3 separate regions of the Homo sapiens genome follow, and regions 2 and 3 are each linked to region 1. The links are chromatin contacts, found by Hi-C in ENCODE. All regions are on one chromosome and are shown on one strand. The core of a region is the stretch at or near the end of the contact, and the rest is flanking DNA. Distances in the headings are between cores, read along the strand shown. Region 1 overlaps RSBN1L (round spermatid basic protein 1 like). Region 2 holds the start of CCDC146-AS1 (CCDC146 antisense RNA 1). Region 3 overlaps GSAP (gamma-secretase activating protein).

Evidence for each region. Hi-C counts contacts between places; a loop is a spot of excess contacts on that map. Pooled maps may share reads with other maps.
Region 2: a map of psoas muscle shows a loop between it and region 1 (4-fold over the local background). The contact joins the promoter of CCDC146-AS1 here to the enhancer-like site in region 1. A Hi-C loop is called at or near these places in 1 of 168 maps with a recorded cell type or tissue (psoas muscle), 1 of 37 single-sample maps with no recorded cell type and 8 of 50 pooled maps.
Region 3: a loop to region 1 is called in a pooled map, with 8 times the contacts of the local background. The contact joins two enhancer-like sites. A Hi-C loop is called at or near these places in 6 of 37 single-sample maps with no recorded cell type and 6 of 50 pooled maps.

The regions. Positions count from the first base shown.
Region 1 is chr7:77,756,919-77,761,337 of GRCh38, forward strand. The region is part of intron 3 of RSBN1L (round spermatid basic protein 1 like); the gene reads left to right. Among named protein-coding and RNA genes, the nearest start is that of TMEM60, 39 kb to the right of the region's middle. Within about 2 kb of position 2,578, at least 5 of the 41 ENCODE cell types and tissues checked have a DNase peak (open chromatin) inside an H3K27ac peak, as active enhancers do.
Region 2 is chr7:77,246,532-77,250,950 of GRCh38, forward strand. CCDC146-AS1 (CCDC146 antisense RNA 1) reads right to left here and starts at 2,177. Exons shown (of 2, transcript XR_007060387.1): 1 at 1-2,177. The region is part of intron 4 of CCDC146 (coiled-coil domain containing 146); the gene reads left to right. RefSeq lists a silencer at 775-824.
Region 3 is chr7:77,328,655-77,333,073 of GRCh38, forward strand. It overlaps GSAP (gamma-secretase activating protein), which reads right to left. Exons shown (of 31, transcript NM_017439.4): 20 at 1,585-1,713; 21 at 679-737. Among named protein-coding and RNA genes, the nearest start is that of CCDC146-AS1, 82 kb to the left of the region's middle. Within about 2 kb of position 2,565, at least 10 of the 41 ENCODE cell types and tissues checked have a DNase peak (open chromatin) inside an H3K27ac peak, as active enhancers do.

The sequences.
Region 1 (4,419 bases), core at 1,328-3,827:
GCCATTCAGTGATGTGAATGGCAGTCCCTAGGTTGTGCAACCTGATGGTACTGACCACCAATAGCTGTGGAACCCAAACCAAGTTCATGATGAATTTGTATCCTCATGAGCCTAGTTTTCTGTTTTTGTTATTGTTCTTAAATTACAATCAGGGCAACCAAAATAATTTGCTTTAAATTCTGTAGAAACTAAAAGATGACAAATTATGTAGCTGTTTCTATGATTTTTGTAGTGATAGTGTTTATCTCTGTAATAGTATCTTGTAGCTTTCACAAATACTCATTTTTACATCTGTTCAACTTTATTAAACACATATACACAACACTGACAAAGGATTAAAACATCCCTGTTCTTTTGTCTTCGGTTTTGGAATTCTTTTTACTTGTATAATTCTGTTTTCCATCTTCATCTGTATCCTTGCAGGTTGCCTGAAAGGTTTGAAGACCATGTGGTATTATATATATTTTAACAGGTCATGTCATTTCTCTAATGCTGTGGCCCTGAGGTTAGTGATATATTAGGAAACTGTATCATGAAAGTCCGTTTGAGGATAGAAACATATGCATGGACTTTTCCCAAAGTTTGTAACCTGTCCATATCTGTTAGCTTTTGCTGTATTAAATGTATAAACAAAAGCCTCAAAACTTAGTGACTTGAAAAAAGGTTTCATTTATCACAGTTCTTTGGGCTTGCTGGACAGTTCTTGTGGTCTCTGCTAACTTAGCTGGGGCTATATGGCTTCATTCTTATGTCTGATGATTGGCAGACCAGTTGGGTCTTGGGACACCTCACTTATATGGTTGGTGGTTGATGTATGTTAGCTGGGTTGATGGCCACATTTTTCTCATCATCCCACAGGTTAGCCTGGGCTCATTTGCATGGTGGTGGTTACAGGGTTCCATTGAGTAGAAAGAGGGTAAGCCCCAGTGTACAAGCTTCTGCTTGTGTTGTGTTTGCTAATGTCCCATTGACAAAGGGAAGTCACATGGTGAAACCCAGATTCGTGTGGAAAAATAGACTCCACTTCTTTTAGGTTATTTATTCATTTTACTTTAATTTTTTTTCTTGTGACAGAGTCTCACTGTACTCCAGCCTGGACGACAGAGTGAGACTCCATCTCAAAAAAAAAGAAAGAAATTCATGATAATGCTATCCTCTAGGTAATTAAGTAGCACTGTTTTTAATCGATAAAAGAGTATATATAGTAATGTTATATGTGTTTTGTATTTTCTTATATGATGGTAGAAGTTGTGAATTATATATATTTTAACAGGTCATTGTCCAGGATGGAGTGCAGTGGTGCGATCTCGGCTCACTGCAACTTCCCAGGTTCAAGTGATTCTTGTGCCTCAGTCACCCAAATAGCTGGGATTAGGCATGTGCCACCTTGGCCTCCCAAAGTGCTCGGCCTATTTAAAAAATCCTTTAAATTTTTAATATTTGTGGGTACATAGTAGATGTATATATTTATGGGGTACATAAGATGTCTTGATACAAGCATGCAATATGAAATAAGTGCATCATGGAGAATGAGGTGTCCATCTCCACAAGCATTTATCCTTTGAGTTACAAACAATCCAGTTAACAACACTCTTTTAGTTAAAATGTGCAATTATTACTGACTATAGTCACCCTGTTGTGCAGTGAAATCGTAGGCTTTATTCATTCTTTCTTTTTTTGTGTGTGCGCATTAATAGACTCCACTTCTTGATGACAGGAGTGGCAAAATCACATTGCACAGGAGTGAGCATACAGGCCTGGGAAGAATTTGGGGCCATTTGCAGTTGACCACGTTCGTTTTAGGTTTTCTAGCATCTGTATTTCATTCAAATATTCACTCAGACATTTATTGTGCTCCTGTGTTCTACCGTAGGGATAGAAAAAGGCAAATAAAATAGGAATTTTCTCTGTCAAGAAATAAATTAGATTTCTGTCTTGTCACTATGTTTAATCAGTGTACATACTCTGGAACCCTGTACTAAGAACTGTGAGAATGTGAAAACTGGAGTAGTTGTTTTCTAACCACCCTTCCTCCACTTCCAAACTCTAAATCTTATTTTTATTGTATTGTGGTTCTAAGTTATTTCTCAGGTAACTTATGTCAAAGTGTTAACTGATGATTAAAAGTCTATTATTTTAATAATGAAACTTATTAAATCTGATCTGACTGTTAGACCTGCTTCACTGTAGAGTTGGGGCAGAACACTAGCATTTGTTGAATTTGTGCTGGGGCCATTCACTGTGTTAGGCTACTAAAAGCAATTTGATGTTTCATCTTTGAAACATTGCTTGCCTTTGTACTAAATTTTCATTTTGACCAATTGTGCCTGCCCCATGCTCCCCAAATACTTAAGAACTGATCTATACAAAATATCGTGTCAGGGACCAGATGCTCTAATAATAATCAAAAAGCTTTCCCCCTTTATTTTACTAATTTTAAAATGGATAATACTTTCGTTCTTATTTTAGTTGCCGTTATATGGGTATTTTTGAAATAAAATGTTGGTTAAATATTGCCTATTTTGATTAGAAACCATCTGCCAGAAGTGATGGATAATGGCTCCCCCTTGTGGCACAGTCATTTATGACATGTTTAGATTGCCTCAGAATGTCCTGAGCAGGCCTTGTTTTTAAAAATAAGGGACTCTCCTCCCCACCCGCTAAAAAAAACCTCAGCAGAATTGAATCAACAGCTTCTGCTCCCACCCCCCTCAATTCTTTGGCTCTAATAATGATCCTGTTTTTGTATTTTCTTCACATTGGTGCTGATACAAGCTAAAAATATCTGTATCTCCATATTTATGGTGGATCACTATGAAGGTATTCTGAGGAACTTTTAATATCTTGGAATGTTGATAGGTATACTAAAACAAGTACAAAAAAAACAGGTTTTGAAGTCCAAAATAGTGTAATGCTGGACCAAATAAGTAATATTTGTTTGCAGTGAGACTCCTCAGAAACTTTAATAGCCAGTGTGCGTGGTGAGCCTCCTAAACAAGAAGGGTTTTCCAAACTTAGTGGACTGTAGAGCTCTCTCTTCAGGGAACATGTTTTGGGAAACAGCAGGTTGTTTCAAGTGAGTCGTTCTTTGGGGTTTTTTAAAAAATTACTTGTTATTACTATATTTGCCTTTTCCCCCTTGCAGCAGTTTTCGTAATTACATAAGAGAAAACAGCAATAAGTAAAAAATCTTATAGATTTGTTTTTGGCAACATATTTCCTGTTAAGAATAGGCTACTTTTTTCCCTTTGTAGCAAGCCCACCTCAGAATCCTAAAGTGTTTTTTTTAAAGATTACATTATATAAGTCGAATATTAGTTTAAACAATTATTTCATTTTATGTTAACCAAAGCTTCTCAGATTTTGGTATTGACACTTACTGGCAATGGGTACAATAGGTCTCCTACTTCTGCTTTCTTTTTTCCCTTCATAATATTTATAGAGAATATACAAGGGGAAAAGTGAAAATGTGGCCATGATGGTCATGGGGTTTTGTGGGGAGGGGGAGGAGATTTAGATTAAATATGTTATATTTCTTCTGAAGGCCACTATTTAAATATAAGCTTTTCCACAAATACATAATTATCATGCCTGTCTTTTATTGTGTTCTGACACATCTATATACCTAAATCAAGAGGAACTATATGTATAATCTTTGTAATTCAGTGCATTTCTTTTTTTAGAAAGCAAGTATATTCTATTATTATTTTTTATTTAGTTAACTTATTTTTTGAGACTGAGTTTCACTTTTATCACCCAGGCTGGAGTGCAGTGGTGCGATCTCGCTGGCTGCAACCTCCGCCTCCTGGGTTCAAGCATTCTCGTGCCTCACTCAGCCTCCTGAGTAGCTGGGATTACAGGCACCTGCCACCATGCCTGGCTAATTTTTGTATTTTTAGTAGAGACGGGGTTTTGTCATGTTGGCCAGGCTGGTATCAAACTCTTGATCTCAAATGATCCTCCCGCCTTGGCCTCCCAAAATGCTGGGATTACAGGCGTGACGCCTGGCGTATATTTTAAAGCAGTGACATGTTTTGACTTTTTTTCAGGTTAATTTTTTAACTACACCAGAAAACTGGTTTGATTAATGTTTACTGGAGTGAATAAAAGCAAATATAGTAAGCTCACATTGAGCGTCATCAGGATGTGAGGTTTTCCAGATAGGCTATTTTTTTAGTTAATGGAAACGTAGTTTTAAGTATTAAGATTTTATAAAAATATCTTCATTGCTGAACATATGCAACATAATGTCACTTTATTTTCAGTATTGGTTTGTCATTATGATACAATACTGATGCCTTAGGGCAGCTGCAGCTGTGCTTACCCTTTTTCCTTCCTTCCCCTTCTAAATATGTGGTTTCTTGTCCTTTATGATTTTAGAGAGTAGTTACGATTGTGCCTAATATAGGAACTGATAGG
Region 2 (4,419 bases), core at 927-3,426, 510 kb before region 1:
AGGAGTTAATACATACCAGGAGGCATAGAAACAGAAACATGTTTTTGCCCCAGTAATCCCATGCAAAAGTGATAACCCAAAAGGAGAGAAAAAGATATAATGCATAAAGATATTGATATTTATGAAAGTGAAAAATTGGAAGCAATCTGAATTCTCAAAAAATGTGGAATATTTAAATAATGCATTCCAGAAATACCTTGTTACTGAACCTCTGTAGTCAGAGCGGTATTTGTGTGTCAGTTTAGCTTTGACTGTGTGACTTTGGAAAAGTTGCTTAACTCCTCAGTTTCTTCATTTGTACAACAAAAATCACAATTCCTACTTAGCAAGGTTGTGAATTTTAGATATGATAAATTTAAAGCACCTGGCACACAGTATGTTCAGTATATGATAAATAATACTTAAGATTATTTTATTATGGTATATCTACCCAGTAGAAAACCTTGTAAATAGCTATTATTATAAAGTCTGTTTAGCAACTTAGGAAAATATTTTAATTAAATGTTAGGTAAAAATGGATTCAACCACACATATACATTTAAAATAAGTTTATTAAAAGATAACAGGGAAAATAAAAATGATCAACCATGTGTGATGGAGTAGGATTATAATCTTTAAAAATAGAAAAATACATTCCTTTTAGAGGAAATAAGTCAGTATTTCCTAATAAAAAAAGAAAAATGTATCATAGAAATGTAAGTTTTAAATGTCCTAAAGAATTAGTCATTTTATGTTTGTTTAAACATAAAAATATACTTAAAGGAAAGACCATAAGTCACATCTTGTGAAAGAGCTTGCTGTCACCATTTTGAAACTCAGAAATACTCAGGTTGCCTTTACAACCGAAAGATAGTAGCACACTACTACCCCCTGGTGGCAGCATGCCCGAGGTGTAGGATCAATACCTGGGAAGTAAAATACCACTAATGTATATGCAAGCTCTAAAAGCAAAGGCATAACTATTTAAAGATCTAAACTCAGCTTCAATTTGTGGTCTAGACAACTAATCTATATTAAATTCAATGTGACACATGTATTACAAAATTCATCTACATTATTGCAAATAAAATGTCAAAAATAACATAATCCCATTAAAAAGTAGGCAAAGGACATAAATAGACATTTTTCAAAAGCAGACAAATGGCTAAGAATCAAATGAAAAAAGTTCATCACTAATCAGAGAAATGCAAATTAAAACCACAATGATATATCATTTTATACCAGTCAGAATAGCTATTATTAAAAAGATAAAAAATAAGATGTTGGCGGAGTGCTGAGTAAAGGGAACACTTATACATTGTTGCTAGGAATGTGATTGGTACAAGCTCTATGGAAAACAGCATGGATATTTCTCAAAGAACTAAAAATAGAACTACTAATCCATCTGGCAATCCTACTATTGGCTATATACCCAAGAAAAAGAAATCATATCCAAAAGATACCTGCGCTCATATGTTTATTGCAACACTATTCACAATAGCAAAGATAAGGCATCAACCTAAGTGTCTGTCAAGAGATTGGATAAAGAAAATGTGACATATATATACAATGGAATACTATTCAGTCATAAAATGAAATCATGTATTTTGCAGTAATATGGATGGAACTGAAGGCCGTTATCTTAAGTGAAAAAAACTCACAAACAGAAAGCCAAATACCACATGTTCTCATAAGTGGGAGCTAAGTAATGTGTACACGTGGACGTAGAGTGTGGACTAGTAGATACTGGAGACTTAGAAGGGTGGGAGGACAGAAGGAGGGTGAAGGATGAGAAATGACTTAATGGGTATACATGTATATAATTTGAGTGATGGTTGTACCAAAAGCCCTGACGTCACCACACTGCAATATATCCATGTAACAAAACTGCACTTGTATCCCTTAAATGTATACAAATGAGAAAACCTGGTGTGCATGTGCTTTTAGCTCATGTTCCTAGATCTATGGACTAGTGGGATCTGGTTATTTGTTATAACCAGTGGACATAATTGTCTGTGTATTCATTTATTTCATATGATTTTCCAAGTGTGATCAATACAAACTTTAAAATCTTTCCATATCGGGAAATCATATGACTTCTTTGGCACTTAATAGTTAGTCATTAAATAAAGAATAGCAAGAAAAATGAAAAATATTTCTCTAGATTTCTTCAGGAAATCTGGTCAATAAAACAGTTCAAAATACGGTTATTGGAAGAAACACGCAATTATATCGAACTCATTTTGTTTAGAACATTCAAGCTATTTGAAGCAATTTCCAAAATGTCATTCTAGCATCGTGTCCTCTCATCTTATTAGTTAAAATAAAAATATAAACTTTTTTTGTATTTTCTCATGAATAAGTGAACAAAACCATATGTTCCCATTCACTGTCTGTACTTTCTAATGTTTTTATTTCTTTTGTTTGTTAATCTCAATTTACAATGATGACTGGCTTTTAGAAAAACTGACATTTCTTTCTATAGATGCCAAGTATATCCAATTGATTGATGGGATTATTGAGTTTGACTATGTCCTTAACTGATCTTCTGACTTCTGGATCTGTGCACTTTTGATAGAGGGATGTTGAAGTCTCCAGCTGTGAGAGTGGATTCATCTACTTCTCCTTGCACTTCTATCAGTTTTGCCTCATGTATTTTGATGTTCTGTTGTTAGGTGCAAATATATTAAGAATCCACTGGCCGGGCGCTGTGGCTGTCACCTGTAATCCCAGCACTTTGAAAGGCTGAGGCAGTCAGATCACGAAGTCGAGATCAAGACCATCCTGGCCAACATGGTGAAACCCTGTCTCTACTAAAAATACAAAAATTAGCTGGGCGTGGTGGTGCACACCTGTAGTCCCAGCTACTCGGGAGGCTGAGGCAGGAGATTCTCTTGAACCCAGGAGGCGGAGGTTGCAGTGAGCCGAGATCGCACCACTGCACTCCAGCCTGGCGACAGATTGAGACTCTGTCTCAAAAAAAAAAAAAAAAAAAAAGAATTCATTAGGTCTTCTCAGAGGATTGACTCTTTTATCATTATATAATGCCCCTCTTTGTCTCTGATAACTTTTTCTTGCTCTGAAGTTCGTTCTGTCTGAAATTAATTTAGTGACTCATCTTTTTTTAATGTTAGCATGGCATATCTTTCTCTATCCATTTACTTTTAATATATATGTGTCTTTATATTTAAACTGGATTATTGGCAAACACAGCATATAATTTGAGTCTTGTTTTTGTTTGTTTGTTTTTCTTTTTGGATCCATTGTGACAATCTTTTAACTGACATTTAAAATGATTACTGTTGTAGTTGGGTTAATATCTTCTGCCATATTTTCACTGTTCTCTATTTGTTGTGCTTGTTCTTCATTCCTGTTTTTGTTCTCTCTTTTTATGCCTTTTGTGGTTTTAACTAAGCATTTAATATAATTCCATTTTCTCTCCTTTCTTAGTATATCAGTTGTACATCTTTTTTTACTTTAAGTGGTTGCCATGGAGTTTGCAATATACATTTACAACTAATTTAAGACCATTTTCAAATAACACTATACCACTTCAAGTACTTTTTAAGTAACAAAATAGTCCTATTCCTCCTTCCTATCCCTTGTATCATTGCTGTCATTCATTTCACTTACACATGGGCATACATAAATATATATGCATATGTAATTGAATACATTGCTGCTGTTATAAATTTGAACAGTGTTATCGAGTATCTCAAGAATAAGACAAAAGCTTTTCTTTTACCTTCACTGATTCCATAGCTAATGCTCTTCATTTGTGTAGAACTGAGTTTCTGACCTATATAATTTTCCTTCCCTCTAAAGAGCTTCCTTTAACATTTCTTGCAAAGCAGGTCTATTGACAAACAAATGTCCTCAATTTTTATCTGAGAAAGGCTTTATTTCTCCTTTACTTTGGAGAATAATTTCACAAGGTACAGAGCTTTAGTTTGGTGGTTTTTTCTCTCAACACTTTAAATATTTCACTCTACTCTCTTCTTGCATGTATGGCTTCTGAGGAGAAATCGGATGTAATTCTTTGTTCCTCCATAGGTAAGTGTGTTTTTCCTGTAACTTCTCTCAGGAATTTTCATTATCTTTGACTTTCTGTAATTTACATATGATATGTCTAAGTGTTCTTTGAGCTTCCTCGATCTGTAGTTTATTTTCCTGCATTAATTTGAAGGAAATTCTCAGACATTATTGCTTCAGGAATTTCTCGTGTTCCTTTCTTTCTTCTCCTGGTATTCCTCTTATGAGTATTTATGCCTTTTGTAGTTGTCCCAGAGTTCTTGGATATTCTGGTATTTTCCTAGTCTTTTTTTTTTTTTTTTCCAGTTTGGGTAGTGTCTAGTAAGATATCCTCAAGCTCAGAGATTCCTTCCTCAGCCAAGTTCGTTCTGTTAGTAAGCCTATTAGAGGCATTCTTCATTTCTGATA
Region 3 (4,419 bases), core at 1,315-3,814, 430 kb before region 1:
ATGTTATTCACAGACAGCATTGCTTTTAAAAAATTTAAAGCCACATCATACAAAGATATCCTCCTTTAAAAATTCATAAAAACCACTGTAGAAACTATTCTCAAGCTGCTGAAAACCTCAAAAACTTTGATCAATGTAGTGAAAGCCACATTAGGCAATTAAAAAATCTCAAAACCCTTTAGTGCCAACAACGGCAATAATTTAGAACAACTGTAGCTCTCAGTTATTGAAAATAATGGGGACAGAAAATAGAACAGAGGTTGGAATGGGGCCTATACTTTTAGTACTCTGAGATGACTCATATATCCAGAAAATAGGCTTTCAAAATAAAAGCAAGCTCACTAGCCCACTGACACTTTAAAAAAAAAAAAAATCAACCTACTATTTGCCTTTCTCTCCTAAAATGCTAATAGGAAATTTCTTTACCAATTATCCATTGTAAACATCTATCCGCAGGTTACAAGTCTATAAGGTTCAACATATAAGCTTTTCCCACCAGAAATTCCAGCACCAAATTCCAGAATAGGGTCCAAGTGGCTGCATTCATGAAGCTGACAATATTATTTTGCTGGGGATATGCAACAAAAGTAAACTACTTCTATAAAAGGTAGCCAACAAAACAAAGTAATTGTAAATGTCAACCATCTTACAGATATGATAACCTCTGCTTTCACTTACTTTACTGCATTATCAAGAATATTCCTCACGTATGCCGCAGACCTTCTTTTTCCTGTTTTCTAGGAGTGAGAACACGTCAGAAATGTGGAAGGTAAAGGTTTTATCGGTGACTTTTCACGTCAAGGATATAATGCAATACAGTTAAGAGCATCAGAGAGAAGAAATATACTTTCCAGGTAATCAGAACACCTAGATTTTTTTTAAAGTTTTAAGAAATATTTTATTCTGAAACAATTACAGATTCACAGGAAACTGCGAGTCAACTATATACTACACACAACAACACTAATCTACATGCAGCGATACTAGAGAGAGATGCAATGTACCCTCCACCCAGTCTCCTCAGTGCTTATATCTTACCTAACTAGAGCACAATATCAAAATCAAAAATTGACATTGGCACAATGTGTGTGTGTCATTCTATGTCATTTTATCATGTTTAGATTCATGTCCCACAATGTACCACCACAATCAACACATAGAAGTCTTCGATCACCCCCAAAGATTTCCCTGGGTCACCCCTGGACAGTGAGTCACGTCCACTATTCTCCCTCCAACTACCCCAACCCCTAATGACCACTAAGTTGGGAACACCTAGATTTTTTAATATCAATTTTTAACTACATAAGTAACCTGAGAACACATCTGAGACATGGATATTAATCATACTTCTACTATGAATGTGCTGTGTGTCCCCTTAAACTTTCTGCTTTTCAGTTTCCTCCCTAGGAGAACAGAGATCATAGAAGCATCTCTGCCCATTGAGATCAGTAATGACAATGATCAAGTCCCTGGCAATTGGGAAGAGTGCTGCACATGGAAGCCAGCCTTATGATTTAAAGGCATCACCTGGATCCAGTCCACTATGCCTCGCTGCTGGCTTTGTTCTCACTGACCCACTCATACCTCTTCAGAGATCAGGTTGTGCCACTCTCTCCTGACCACACTGTTGTTATAGTGGAAGTGTGGCTTGGCGTACTTAACATATTCTAGGTTGGAGTTCAGTTTTTCCCAGTAGCCCTTAAAGCTGAGCACCTGTAGGAGACAAAAACATCAGTGGCCTTCAGAGGCAGGCCCAGTGGCCCAAACCACCCAGTGAGTATTACACAAGCCTTATTTCCCGAGCTCTCAGGGTCCACATTTCTGAGTGAATACTTTGTACAGAAGATGGCATTCTAGACCCAATAGGGATTCTAAAATAGACTTAAAGAATCTTCTTTACCCACTTCATTTTCTGTCTCTTTTTTTTTTTTTTTTTTTTGTCGTTGTTTTTTTAAACCACATAGAGAACTGCTGCTCACTTCCCAAAACCAACAGGACTTCCCCAGATTGAGGCTTAGCAGGGAAACCTGTATTAAACACACTGAGTCATTTCCTCCCTTGAGACCCGTTTTTATGACTTAGGTGGTGTCAACAGTGCCATGTTCACTAAGAGAAAGTTCATTAACATTTGGATAAATGGAGTAGGCGTACTTTCCTGCTAAATTTATTTACTGCCCAGGACATTTTTCAAAACCTAGGAATCAAAAAAAGATAAAATGAACTAATTTTACATTGTCACATACACCAAAACAGAATTAGTCAGCATTCTATCTAGATCTTTGAATTATTGATATAATTGTACTACCCTGAAGCAAGAATGTATCCATTATATTCATTTTTAAATAATAAAATGCAATGTTAATACGTTCTTAGTGTTGACCAGGTGCAGTGGCTCATGCCTGTAATCCCAGCACTTTGGGAGGCTGAGGTGGGCGGATCACGAAGTCAGGAGATCGAGACCACGGTGAAACCCCGTCTCTACCAAAAATACAAAAAATTAGCCAGGTGCAGTGGCGGGCGCTTGTAGTCCCAGCTACTCAGGAGGCTGAGGCAGGAGAGTGGCATGAACCCAGGAAGTGGAGCTAGCAGTGAGCTGAGATCATGCCACTGCACTCCAGCCTGGGTGACAGAGCGAGACTCCGTCTCAAAAAAAATAAAAATAAAAAAATACATTCTTAGTGTTGAAGGATATTCTGACACAACTTGGTTTTAAACCAATAAAGGTAGACTTAGGATACTTTTTGCCAAAATATGTGCATTTACAAATGATTTGACTGGGGCCAGAGATGTAATGTGTGGTCATAAAACTAAGTGAACTATTGCCTGCCAAGGTGACAAGACTTGGCTGAACTGCAAGAAAAATAAGAAAACTTAAAAACAAACAAACAAAAACACCTCAATCAAGAAAAATGCCCTCATGTTAAATTATAGCACATTATTACCATTTTTATTCAAAAGACAGTCATAATTGGTTTGAAATGTGTTTTGGAGTATCAGTAAAGTAAGTAACATAATATTAAAACTTGCTCTTTCAGAAGCCTGAAATGCCCATCCAGCCAACATCCCTTCTCCCAGAGACAGAAAAACTCTTCCCAAGAAAGTCTCATGTCCCGGGGAAAACAGGAATCAAATCCCACTCCTCACTTGACTCACCTCACTCATCTTTTCTTTCCCTTTCCATTTATTTATAATGAACGTACACTTATCCACCCTTTGGGTCTTCTTTGTATTTAAGAAGAAAAAAAAAAAAAAAAAAAGACAAGACAAATCCTGCAGACGTTTGATGGAATTAGGTCCCTGACTGGAAGTCTCTAAAGCTTTCTTGCTGTCCTAATCTGGGCTCAGGCACAGGAGTGCCAAAAGCCAGAAAACTAATTGGTGTTGTGGTGACATCTAGTGTTCAGTTGAGCTATTAATTCCTCCTGCTTGGCCATAAGAGTCCCACCCACGCAGTTCACCCAGACCTTGCCCAGGACAGGATATGGGAGGGGAGAAACTCAGATGCCCTCTAACTGTCATCTGGCCCCATCCCCTCAAGTCAAATGCTATCCTGTTGTTAGAAGTCCCCACTCACTGCAGCTCCTAAGAAAAGATCTCTCCCAAATTACCTTCCTTCTTACTCCATTTAAAAAATCCCTTTCCTCATAACCTTTTGGGGAGGTAGGCACATTTTTCATAGTTTTGTTTTATTTTAAATTAACAAATAATTGTATATATTTATGGGTTGCAATGTGGTGTTTCAATACATGCATACATTGTGGATTTATCAAATCAGGCTAATTAGCATAGCCATCTGTCTGCTAAGAAGAAACAGATCAAACAGAGCTCGCCACATGTCAGTGGACAGGCTTTCCAGGGGCTCCAGCACCCACTGCCTGAATGTAAAATAGAGCATGTGTTTGTATGAGCGCTCTTCTGGGTAGATGGTCTATAGCTTGTACCAGATTTTCAAAGAAATCCATGGCCTAAAATAGACTAGAGTTAGAAGGAAAAAGATCTGAATTTAAAATAAAACAAAAATTAAAATTTACACTTAAGTAAGAAATACTGTTAGCCAAACATCCCAAAAATATTTTCACACGAACTTACATGTTTTTTAGGAGGGGGGTCACTGGCCTAATATAGATATTAGATATATCTATAATATCTTACAGATATTAAGATAATACAGAAAAATCTATATATTTCACTATTTGGTATCCACTAGAGAAGTGATCTAACTTTTTTCAGTTAAGAAATGCGGCCAGGTCATGCCTGTACTCCCAGCATTTTGGAAGGCAGAGGCAGGCGGATCACAAGGTCAAGAGATCAAGACCATCCTGGCCAACATGATGAAACCCCATCTCTACTAAAAATACAAAAATTAGCTGGGCGTGGTCGCATGCACCTGTAGTCCCAGCTACTTGGGAGGCTGAGGCA